Linked DNA regions of Homo sapiens: region 2 is linked to region 1. The links are chromatin contacts, found by Hi-C or POLR2A ChIA-PET in ENCODE. All regions are on one chromosome and are shown on one strand. Each heading gives the region's core, a stretch centred on a gene start or an enhancer-like site at or near the end of the contact. The rest is flanking DNA. Distances are from core to core; before and after follow the strand shown.

Region 1 (5,468 bases), core at 1,237-3,736:
GAGGAAACTTGAACTGTAGAGTCAGCTTTGCCTAACTGGTTCCCCCAAACTCTATGGAGGTTTTCCTCCTGGAATTCTTCTCTGCTAAAATCTGTAAGATTTGGTGTTTTGGTTTCATAGTGAAGGGTGTTTTCTCTAAAGATAACAAAATATCAATCTCTCTGATGCAGTATAAATGAAAGAAACAGATCCACGGCAAAGTAAAGGGGCTGACCTCACATAGGGGCACAGAAAATTCATCAATTTTCATAGGAAGGGAGGGAGAACCTGTGGGCACAGGGGCAGGTAAGTTGAAGGTTTGAAGAAGAAGAATGAGGAGGTTATTTTCTGATTGTTCTTATCTCCTCAGTGAAGAACCAAGCAAAGTAATCAGCTGAAAGGAAGGAACAGTAGGTTTATTGGAGGATTGAAGAGAGAGGAAACAGTGTGAACCAAAGCTATCATTATGTAGGGAAGGGATGTGCTAGTAAGTCCAGTGTGATTAATGTCATTTGAGGTTAGTGCTGCAGCTCTATTCAGCTACTCAGTGCAAACAAAAATAGGTGAAGTATTGGATTTAACCACGTGAATGTAATGAAGATCTAAAGGGATGAGGCAGTTGAAGGTGTATGTGACAGAGCAATGATGAGGATAATGAACCAATCGATTAAACTGAGAAAGGTGAGAAGAGCAGCTGTGGAAGGGATAATGAGCAATGAAAAGAGGAAACAGTGAATGGAAAAGATTCCATGGGCAGTGGAGGAGGGTTACAAGAAGAACTGAATTGGAAACATGCAAGTAGGGATCAGAGAGTTTTGAGGGAGATTTGGTTCTTGCAAAGTATATGGTCTAGGGTATAACTCTGGGAGTAGATGACTGAGGTGAGCTGGGGTAGCATTTAAGAGCATTGGGAAAGAGATCAAGGGACTGAGAGAACAAGTATAGAATGGATTGTCCCTGTGGATATTGAAGTAATCAAAAATTCTGATAAGAGTAGTGGGTGAGGAAAAACATGGTGAACTGGAGGCTAAAATTTTTTATTGAAAAGAGAGGTGAGACTTAGGGCTTAGGAGGTAGGTAGGTGATGAGTATGGAATCTACTGGCAGGCATTTTCAGATAATGTTTTTAAAGGATTAACAATATTTGGGAGAAGCACTGAGAATCAAAGACACATATCTCATCTCTAGTATATAGTACAAGGTTTATGAGAGGAAAAAAAACATCTTCACTTGAAAGGGATGTGGGAGAAGCAGTATGTTTAAAGGAGACCCGGATTTCACTTAGGACAAGCTAATGAAGAGAGTTGCGAGAGAAGAGGCTGTGTATACTGGAGATATTGTTGAGGCTTGACCATAAGAAGAGAAACCAGAGAAAGGGTTTGGGGGACCTGCCTGGGAAGAGATGGGAGATGGAGTCAAAGTAGGAAATATAACGAGCAGTGTGAGGAGAAGAGAGGCAGGATAACCTGAGGGCATGCCCTAAAGACTCCAAGGTGAAGGCAGATGATCGATTCTGACTACAGCGCCTTCTTGCATTTAGTCCTTAGGCAGTTTGTGGTGGTAAGTTTTGGAGGAGTATTAAACATGAGTTTGGGAGCCTGGGAAGGGTCTCACTAGAGGCATGTAGAGCTCTGTGGGCCTCCTTTCAATCCTGGAATGGAACAATTGCAGATATTCAAAAGACGCTCTATGGGCTTGCTTTCTGTTAAGTAGATGCTAACTGATCATTTGTTTTATTCGTTTATCAATTATTTATGGGGAGCCCACAATGTGGAGGGCACTGTTTTAGACTTTGGATAAACAAACACACCTTTGGGTCTCCTGGACTTTACGGTTTAGTGGGAGAGAGATATTTAAAGTAAATAAACCAAGAAACACAATATCCAACTGTGCCATTGCTATAAAGACAAAGAACAGGGTGTAATGAGATCATGCAACCGGGTACCTTATGGTATTTAATTCTTCTACATTCTTTGAGTGTACCATGTTGCCTAGCTCCAAAAACACAGCTAAGAAGTAAAAGTGAAAACATATGTTAAGGTTTGATTATTTTCTGAATTAACTAATGAGACTGATTAAGGTGAGACTAAGAAGTAGTGAGACTGATCCCAAAAAGCCACCAAGAAATTACTAATTGCCTCATAATTATAATATCCAGATAAAACTTATTTTTCTACTAGTATATAGCCCTTCTCTTGAATTAACTTTAAACTGTAATTAAGTGACCAGTGTTGTTTAAATATGAGAAAACATTGTGTGGATGTCACTTTGGCACAGAGATACCAGATATGAATAAATGGGAAAACCTCAACTCCATTCATTGTTCTGGGTGGAGGTGGTAGGAAGTTGCCCACAATAAAATGCAAAAGTGCCTTCTGCTGAAATGTGCCCTGAGCCCACTTAGTCACAATATTAAAATGCAGATCCAAGTATTTGGAACAATATGCTCAACTTCTGGTCTATAGCTCCTGAAATGCACTGGGTCCCTATGACTCACTGGCAGAACACGGTTGAAAGAATGTCGAACTCATAAGAGAAAAATGTAACTCCCTGAGATGAATACAACCAACAAGAGAGTGCTTGCCAATGAGAAAATATTGAATTGTTAAAATGCAGTTCTGGAGAAGGCAATACAGGTGTGGAAGGAATATTCTATACTTGTCTCTATCACAGGAGTGTGTTGCTACTTCCAGCAAACTCACTTTCCAAAGAGAAGTCTTCGTAACATTTCTTCAAGGCCAATAATGCCAAGAGTGAAGTTTGCATAAGCTTTAAAAATTTCCCAACTTACCTACCAACTGAAAAATAGGTCAACTTTCAGTCTCAAGAGTAAGAAACTAAATGCATCAATGGGAAGAAACTAACTGCATCAATGGGGTCCTTTTTCCAGTTCAAATTAGGGACTTTAAGTCAGTTTTCCTTGGGAGTCTCCCAGCCTGAAGGAAATAAAAAAAAAAAATAAAAGCAATTAACACCACTTCAGAACTAGACTAGAGATCCACAAGGTAAACATTTTGAGAAAAAGCTAAGAAAAAATCCAAAAGATGAAGGAACAAGGCATCCAGTTCATCCAGAATCCTTCAAGCTTCTCTTTAGACTCATCCACTCACCCACCCATCCATCCATCCATCCATCTTTCCATCCAACTTTCTATTTGATTTTTGTTCGGCTGTCGTTGACCAAGCAGCTACTAAGTGTCTAGCTGAGGTTCACATATCGACAAGACACAGTTCCAGTCTTTGAGGAGCTAATTTGTAATGTTGCAACAAGCCACCAGGTAACCACACAGACAATTTCCATACTATCTAAGAACTGTCATGATAGAGTTAGCACAGGTGCTTTGGGGACACATAATAGGGTGGGGAACTTCATTCAGTAAAGGGCAGGGTAGAGGGGGAGCAGGTCAATGTCTTTAAGGAAGTCATATCCATGCCAAGATGTGAAAGGGGTAGGAGTCAGGCAAAGGAGAGAGGAGAAGGAAAAGTATGGATAAAAAACAAGTGTGTGCTGCTCATTCCTGGGTAGAATCTACAGTGGCCAGGCTTGTAACTCAGCTTGGGCCCCAGTAGGCTCTGTAGGAATGAAGGGTCTCCTGAGGCTCTAACATCCACTCAGACCCAAAGCAGTGAGGCTAGAGGGCTAATAAAATGTGTGGTGATATAAATGTTTTCAGTAAATATTTACATGAGGTAAATATTCAGTGATGGGTGATGGAAGATGGAAGATGGAGCCAGAAGGTAAAACCCTTCTGGAAAGTAATATTTTAGGCCAGAATCTAAAAGTGAGTAAATTCAGGTGAGTAAGAGAATGGAAACAAGTATCCTAAGCCTAGCAAATGCCACCTGCCATGGCCAAGAGAGTGCTATGGCCAGAGTACAGGGAAGACCTCAGAAAGACAGGCAAGGAGTTGGGTGGAGAAGACAAAGTGAACCTAGGCAGTGCCTACAAATTTGTGAAATGTTATTTTGAATATCCCCAAAGATGGCAAATCTTTGTTTTATAAAGGTGATTATTGAAAGTAGCTGAATGTCATGGAGCCCAAACTGATGAACCATATGAAAAATAATCTGAAAGAGTGTCTTTTAGCCCAAAACAAGATTTAAGTTATGAAATAACAACATAAACATTTTCTTATAAACTGGCTCTGAAGTAACCCAAAAAAGAAAGACAAAGCAAAGAACAGGGCTATAATATGCTCTCAGAAAAAATAGTTTCTTAAATTAAGTGGATGGCCTCCAAAGGTGACTTCCTTAAAGTGACAGCACTCGGTTAGATGCTTGTAAATTTAGACAAGATATTTTTAAGTTCTGACTCAGTGATGTCTAATCTCTTGAGAATATCCCCTGAGAGTAGATTAAATATTTGTGAAGATATAAATTGCATTGAAAAGCACACTCCAGATTTTGGAGCTATGGAATAATTCTCTTTGAAAGGGATGTAATAGGCGCCTCACCTTCTCCAACTCTCACCCTAAGCAGTGTCTTTATCCTTTCTTAGATTTCCTCCTGGGTTTCTTTCACTGGCTGAATATGGATAATGTTGATTTTGTATCATTAACAGATGCAAAACCTCTCAGGGGAAGTTTCCTCTTGATTATACACAAGAGCTTTGACAAGTCTCAAACTATAACATAGAAGAGGGTGGGACGCACCATCTGAGACTTCCCAGCAAATCTTTATCTCATAGTAAGGGTGGGATGGGGAACACATTTTCAAGGTCATTGTGAGCAAGGAAGTGTTAATTCAAAATAAACTATGAGTTGCTATTTAATTGGGGCAGGGATCAATGTGTGGGGCTTAAAAGTCTGGGTTTAGTGCTTTCAGGCCCTTTACCTAAATTTCAGCGACCATGTTTTGGTTTGGTTTGGTTTTTTAGAGAGGGACACATCTAATGGTGACATATTTGAAGAGTTAACCTGTTAGAGATGTAACACCTGTGTTGTCTGTTGTTGTACAACATAGAACTGAACCAATGACTAAGTTAAAGGAGAGGTAGATTTCAACTTATTGCATGGAAGAATTTGGTGATAATTGCTTGAAAAAGAGTGAGTTCTTCCTTAAGTAATGAAAATTCCCCCACCCCTGTTGTCACCATCAGAACAGGCTGGACAGATATGCAAGAAGTCTTTATACATTGGCTGGGGTGGGGATGTTGGTTTGGCACAGATTTTGTAATCAGGGCAGCACTTTAGCCACACAGACCTACTGAATCAGTATCAAAGGAAGAAAAGGGGAAGCCTGGCAATCTGAACTTTTAACAAGTTGCTCAGATAATCAATGTAGTGTGCAGCTTTCCAGGCACCAGGACTCCATCCAGCACATGTAAACCAGTGGTCTAAAGATCTATTTTCTGACCTCTGGGTAATTTCTGTTGTTATATCGACTCTCTCTCGCAAAACCTTTCTTCTTCCCCTATATGCTCAGGCTCAATGTTAGAAATCCATTATCTTACCAGTCTGGAATATAATTCTGGTTGGAATAACTGGCTTA
Region 2 (5,468 bases), core at 2,105-4,604, 350 kb before region 1:
TGGTGAAGCTTGATTGGAAGAATGGTGAAACCATCAATCCTTTGTGATAAATTTATAGAGACAATGCCCCAAAGAAATCAGTAGTTTACAAATGGATAACTTATTTTAAGAAAGGACAAGATGATATTGAATATGAAGCCCACCGTGGCAGACCATCCACATCAATTTGCAAGGAAAAAATTCATTTTGTTTGTGCCCTAATTGAGGAAGACTGATGATTCACAGAAGAAATAATAGCCTCACATATGTCTTAACTGATTCCGCTTACACAGTTCTGACTGAAAATTAAAGCTGAGCAACTTCTCACTCAATGGGTTCCAAAATAATTGTTCCCAAATCAGCTGCAGAAAAGAGCAGAGCTTTCAATGGGAATTTTAAATGAATGAGATCAAGACCTTGAGACATTTCTTTGAAGCACTGTAATAGGAGATGAAACACAGTTTTACCAGTGGGACCCTGAAGACAAAGCCCGATCAAAGCAATGGCTTTCGAGAAGTGGAAGTGGTCCAGTTTGCAGACAGGGCAAGAGCAAAGGTCGTGGCAACATTTTTGGGGAACACTCAGGGTATTTTGCTTGTTGACTTTCTGGAAGGCCAAAGAACAATAACATCTGCTTATTACAAGAATGTTTTGAGAAAGTAGCCAAAACTTGAACAGAAAAACAAACAGGAAAGCTTCACTAGAGAGTCCTTTTTCACCATGACAATGTTCCTGTTCCTTCCTCTCATCAAACAAGGACAATTTCATGAATTTCGATGGGAAACGATTAGGTATCCATCTTGCAGTCCTGATTTGGCTCCTTCTGACTTCTTTTTGTTTCCTAATCTTAAAAAAAATCTCTAATGGGCATGCAATTTTTTCCAGCTAATAATGTAAAAAAAGACTACATTGACATGGTTAAATTCTCAGAATCTGTTTTTTTTATTATTATACTTTAAGTTCTAGGGTACATGTGCACAGCATGCAGATTTGTTACATACATATACATGTGCCATGTTGGTGTGCTGCACCCATTAACTTGTCATTTACATTAGGTATTTCTCCTAATGCTCTCTGCACCCCCCACCACCCCACGACAGGCCCCAGTGTGTGATGTTCCCCACCCTGTGTCCAAGTGTTCTCATTGTTCAATTCCCACCTATGAGTGAGAATATTTGGTGTTTGGTTTTCTGTCCTTGTGATAGTTTGCTCAGAATGATGGTTTCCAGCTTCATCTGTGCTCCTACAAAGGACATGAACTCATACATTTTATGGATGCATGGTATTCCATGGTGTGTATGTGCCACATTTTCTTAATCCAGTCCACCATTGATGGACATTTGGGTAGGTTCCAAGTCTTTGCTATTGCGAATAGTGCCGCAATAAACATATGTGTGCATGTGTCTTTATAGTAGCATGATTTATAATCCTTTGGGTATATACCCAGTAATGGGATGGCTGGGTCAACTGGTATTTCTAGTTCTAGATCCTTGAGGAATCGCCACACTGTCTTCCACAATGGTTGAACTAGTTTACACTCCCACCAACAGTGTAAGAGCATTCCTAATTCTCCACATCCTCTCCAGCACCTGTTGTTTCCTGTCTTTTTAATGATCGCCATTCTAACTGGTGTGAGATGGTATCTCATTGTGGTTTTGATTTGCATTTCTCTGATGGCCAGTGATGATGAGCATTTTTTCATGTGTCTGTTGGCTGCATAAATGTCTTCGTTTGAGAAGTGTCTGTTTATATCCTTTGCCTACTTTTTGATGGGGTTGTTTGATTTTTTCTTGTAAATTTGTTTAAGTTCTTTGTAGATTCTGGATATTAGCCCTTTGTCAGCTGATCTTTGACAAACCTGACAAAAACAAGAAATGGGGAAAGGATCCCCTATTTAATAAATGGTACTGGGAAAACTGCCTAGCCATATGTAGAAAGCTGAAACGGGATCCCTTCATTTCACCTTGTACAAAAATTCTTTCAAGATGGATTAAAGACTTAAATGTTAGACCTAAAACCATAAAAACCCTAGAAGAAAACCTAGGCAATACCATTCAGGACATAGGCATGGGCAAGAATGACTTCATGACTAAAACACCAAAAGCAATGGCAACAAAAGCCAAAATAAACAAATGGGATCTAATTAAACTAAAGAGCTTCTGCACAGCAAAAGAAACTAGCATCAGAGTGAACAGGCAACCTACAGAATGGTAGAAAATTTTTAGAATCTCAGTTCTTTAAGGATGGACTAAATAGTTGGTATCATCACTTACAAAAGTGGCTTAAACTCGATGCAGCTTACGTTGAGAAATAAAGTTTATATTTTATATTTTTATTCCATTTTCTCATGAACTTTCAAAAGTACTCTCATATATATTTCCAAAGATTCAGTTCTACTCCATTGGTATGTATTTCTGAAAATTTGGTTCTACTGCATTGGTCAGATTATGACTCTAGTGCCACCTCATTAAAAAATGTACTATAGCTTTATAATATGCATTCACATCTGGTTGGGAAATCTCCCTGCTACTGTTGTATTTCTAATAGTTTTTGCTTTTTGCTTCCTTTTCTTTAGGCTTAGCTCCCTTGTTGCTTGTTTGCTTTAACCACAAGTCTATATAATTCTGCTCCTTCACAGCCCAACATAATTGGGAAAAAATGTACCACCATGCTGAGTGTCTGACTTTAAATTTATGATTACTCATCTTAAGTATTATGCTCCCCAATAATAGTCCATATTTCCCTATACTATTTACTCTCTCACTCTTCTAGATGATCATTTTGTACCATCTCTTTTCTCTTCAAATCTTTCGTTCCCAATCCTCACCCTCAGTTGTAACCCCTGCTTCCTCCTCAACCTTCTGCTTACTAAGCATTTGAGAGCCCCAGGGTCCTCTTCACTTTTCTATGTACAGTCATTGCCTAGGTGAGCTAATCCAAGCTCATGACTTTAAGTGGCACCTTTACACTAGCAATTCCCAAACTTACAGTCCCAGCCTCGACCTCTCCCTTTAACATCAGTGTCTAGCTGCTACTCATCTTTACTTTGAAGTATAACAGATATGTGAAACTTATAAGTTCCAAATTGAACTTCTAAATGTTTTCCCCCAAATCTGCTCCTCTCATGGTCTTCCCCATTTTAGTATAGGGCAACTCTATTTTTCCAGTGCCTCAAGTCAAAAGACAATTGAGATTGTTCTTGACTTTGCTCTTTCTTGCTTACCACACACCTGCTCTGTTAGCAAATTCTATCACATCTGCTTTCAGAGTATTCTCACAGTCTGACCCCTTCTTAGCATTCCTGCAACCTTCCAGGCTGGAGGCATCATTATCCTTATTGCAATAGCCTCTTGGCTGGTTTCCCTGCTTCTTCCCATCACAGCCCTTCCAATGTGCTCTCAGCAAGTGGCTGCAGTGATAATGTTAAAACATGAATCAAATCATGTCATCTCTTTACTGAACCCCAAAACAGTTGTCCTCTTTTATCTAAACTTTCTGTAGTTTCAGTTACCAGTGGTCAACCATGGCCTGAAAATATTAAATGAAAAATTGCACAAATAAACAATTCATAAGTTTTAAATTTCCACTGCTCTGAGTAGCATGATGAAATATTTCACCATCCCACCCAGGACATTAATCATCCCTTTGTCCAGTGTGTCTATGCTGTCCATGCTACCCGCCTGTTAGTCACTTCATAGCCATCCGGCTTATCAGATCAACTATTGTGGTATTGCAGGGCTTGTATTCAAGGAATCCTTATTTTACTTAATAATGGCCCCAAAGCATGCAAAAATAGTGATGCTGGAAATCTAATTATGCAAATGGAAGCTGTAAAGTGCTTCTTTTAAGTGAAAACGTGGAAGTTCTCAGCTTAATAAGGAAAGAAAAAAATTGTATGTTGAGGTTGCTAACACCTATGGTAAGAAAGAATCTCTTATCTGTGAAACTGTGAAGAAGTAAAAAGAATTTCATGCATTGTATACATAGGGTTTATCTATATAAACTATCTGTGGTTTCAGGTATCCACTAGGGGTCTTGAAAAGTATCTTCCTTGGAAGATTGCATTCTGCCATTCTTATTTCATCTACCCCTCTATCTACTCCCTAGACCCTCTTGATTATTACTTTCAATAGAGCTTTTAGAAATTACATTTTGCATTATAAATTATAAATACATGTAAATATTAATTCATTCCACCTTAGTAAGTCACGTGCACATAATGTCTTTTGATAAAAATAGACTATAATGAGGAGAGTAAACGTTGTACTCTATCTGAACTGCATCATTGAGGACATGAAAAATGACTTCGTCACATTTTTTGAGGTTATGTATTTACAACTGTGGTCTTTATCAGCACCACTTAAGATTTCAAATATGGTAGGTGCATAATATCATTTTGCTATATTCCTTTTTGTCCCTAATAATGTCATTATGTCTGGGTCTACTTTATCTGATAGTAGTATAGTCATTTCTGCTTTTATTGATTATGCATGATATATCTTTCCCCATCCTTTTACTTTCATCCAACCTATGTCATGTTTGAAGTGAGTTTCATGTAGACAGTATATAGCTGGATTGAGTTTTAAAAATCTACTTTGCCAATCTCTTTCAGTTTGTGTAAGTCTGACATTTTATTATTTGTTTTCTGTCCATTCCCTCTGTTTCTTGTTTTTCTTCATTTCTTGGCTTCCTTTGGGTAACTTACACATTTTTTAAGAGTTTCATTTGTATTTATTTATAACATCTTTGATTATATCACTTTGTGTAGTTTTCTTAGTGGTTGCTCTAGGTATTTCTGTGTATATACATAACTTACCTTAGCCTACGGGTGTTGCTGTTTTACCACTGTTAGTGGTAACCTAAGTTTAGAAACCCTATTTCCATTTCAGGTCTCTTTAGCTTCTTCTGCTTCTAGATATAATTGTCTTAAATATTTCCTTTACATATATTGAGCATCACATCAGATGGTATTAGAAGTTTTACATCAACTATGAAATATGATTAATGAACCTCATGAAGTGAAAGATGGTCTATTATATTTGCTGCTGTTTTTTCTCCTTCAGTTGCCCTTCTTTTCTGTCTGAAGGCCCCAGCCTTCTCCTGTTACCATTTTTGCTCTGTTTGGAGAGTTTGTAAGCTCTTTAAGTGTAGGTCTACTAGAAACAAATTCTCTTGATTTCCCTTAATCTGAGGATGTCTTTGTTTCTCCTTTGTCCTTGAAAGATAGCTTTGTCAGGTGCAGGATTCAGAGTTAACAGTGTTTTCTCTAAGTACTTGAGAAATCGTTCACCAAATTTTTTTGTGACCTCTATGGTTTCATATGAGAAATCTGCTGTCATTTGCTTTGGTGTTCCTTTACAGGAATACTTCCTCTCCTTCTCTTTCCTCTCCTCTCCTCTGCTCTCCTCTCCTCTCCTCTCATCTCCTCACTTCTCCTCTCCTCTGCTCTCCTTTCCTTTCCTCTCCTCTCCTTTCTTGTTTCCCTCCAT

The links. Hi-C counts contacts between places; a loop is a spot of excess contacts on that map. ChIA-PET counts read pairs that join two places held with the same protein, here RNA polymerase II (POLR2A). Pooled maps may share reads with other maps.
Region 2: a loop to region 1 is called in a map of PC-9, with 14 times the contacts of the local background. The contact joins two enhancer-like sites. A Hi-C loop is called at or near these places in 1 of 168 maps with a recorded cell type or tissue (PC-9) and 2 of 50 pooled maps. POLR2A ChIA-PET finds 5 or more read pairs at or near these places in 2 of 52 experiments (AG04449 and BJ).

The regions. Positions count from the first base shown.
Region 1 is chr1:172,915,134-172,920,601 of GRCh38, reverse strand. No RefSeq gene overlaps it. Among named protein-coding and RNA genes, the nearest start is that of TNFSF18, 130 kb to the left of the region's middle. Within about 2 kb of position 2,486, at least 5 of the 41 ENCODE cell types and tissues checked have a DNase peak (open chromatin) inside an H3K27ac peak, as active enhancers do; they include PC-9, where a contact is called at or near this core.
Region 2 is chr1:173,267,802-173,273,269 of GRCh38, reverse strand. All of the region lies in intron 2 of LOC100506023 (a long non-coding RNA gene), which reads left to right. It also overlaps a transcript of TNFSF4 not described here. Among named protein-coding and RNA genes, the nearest start is that of TNFSF4, 63 kb to the right of the region's middle. Within about 2 kb of position 3,354, at least 2 of the 41 ENCODE cell types and tissues checked have a DNase peak (open chromatin) inside an H3K27ac peak, as active enhancers do; they include PC-9, where a contact is called at or near this core.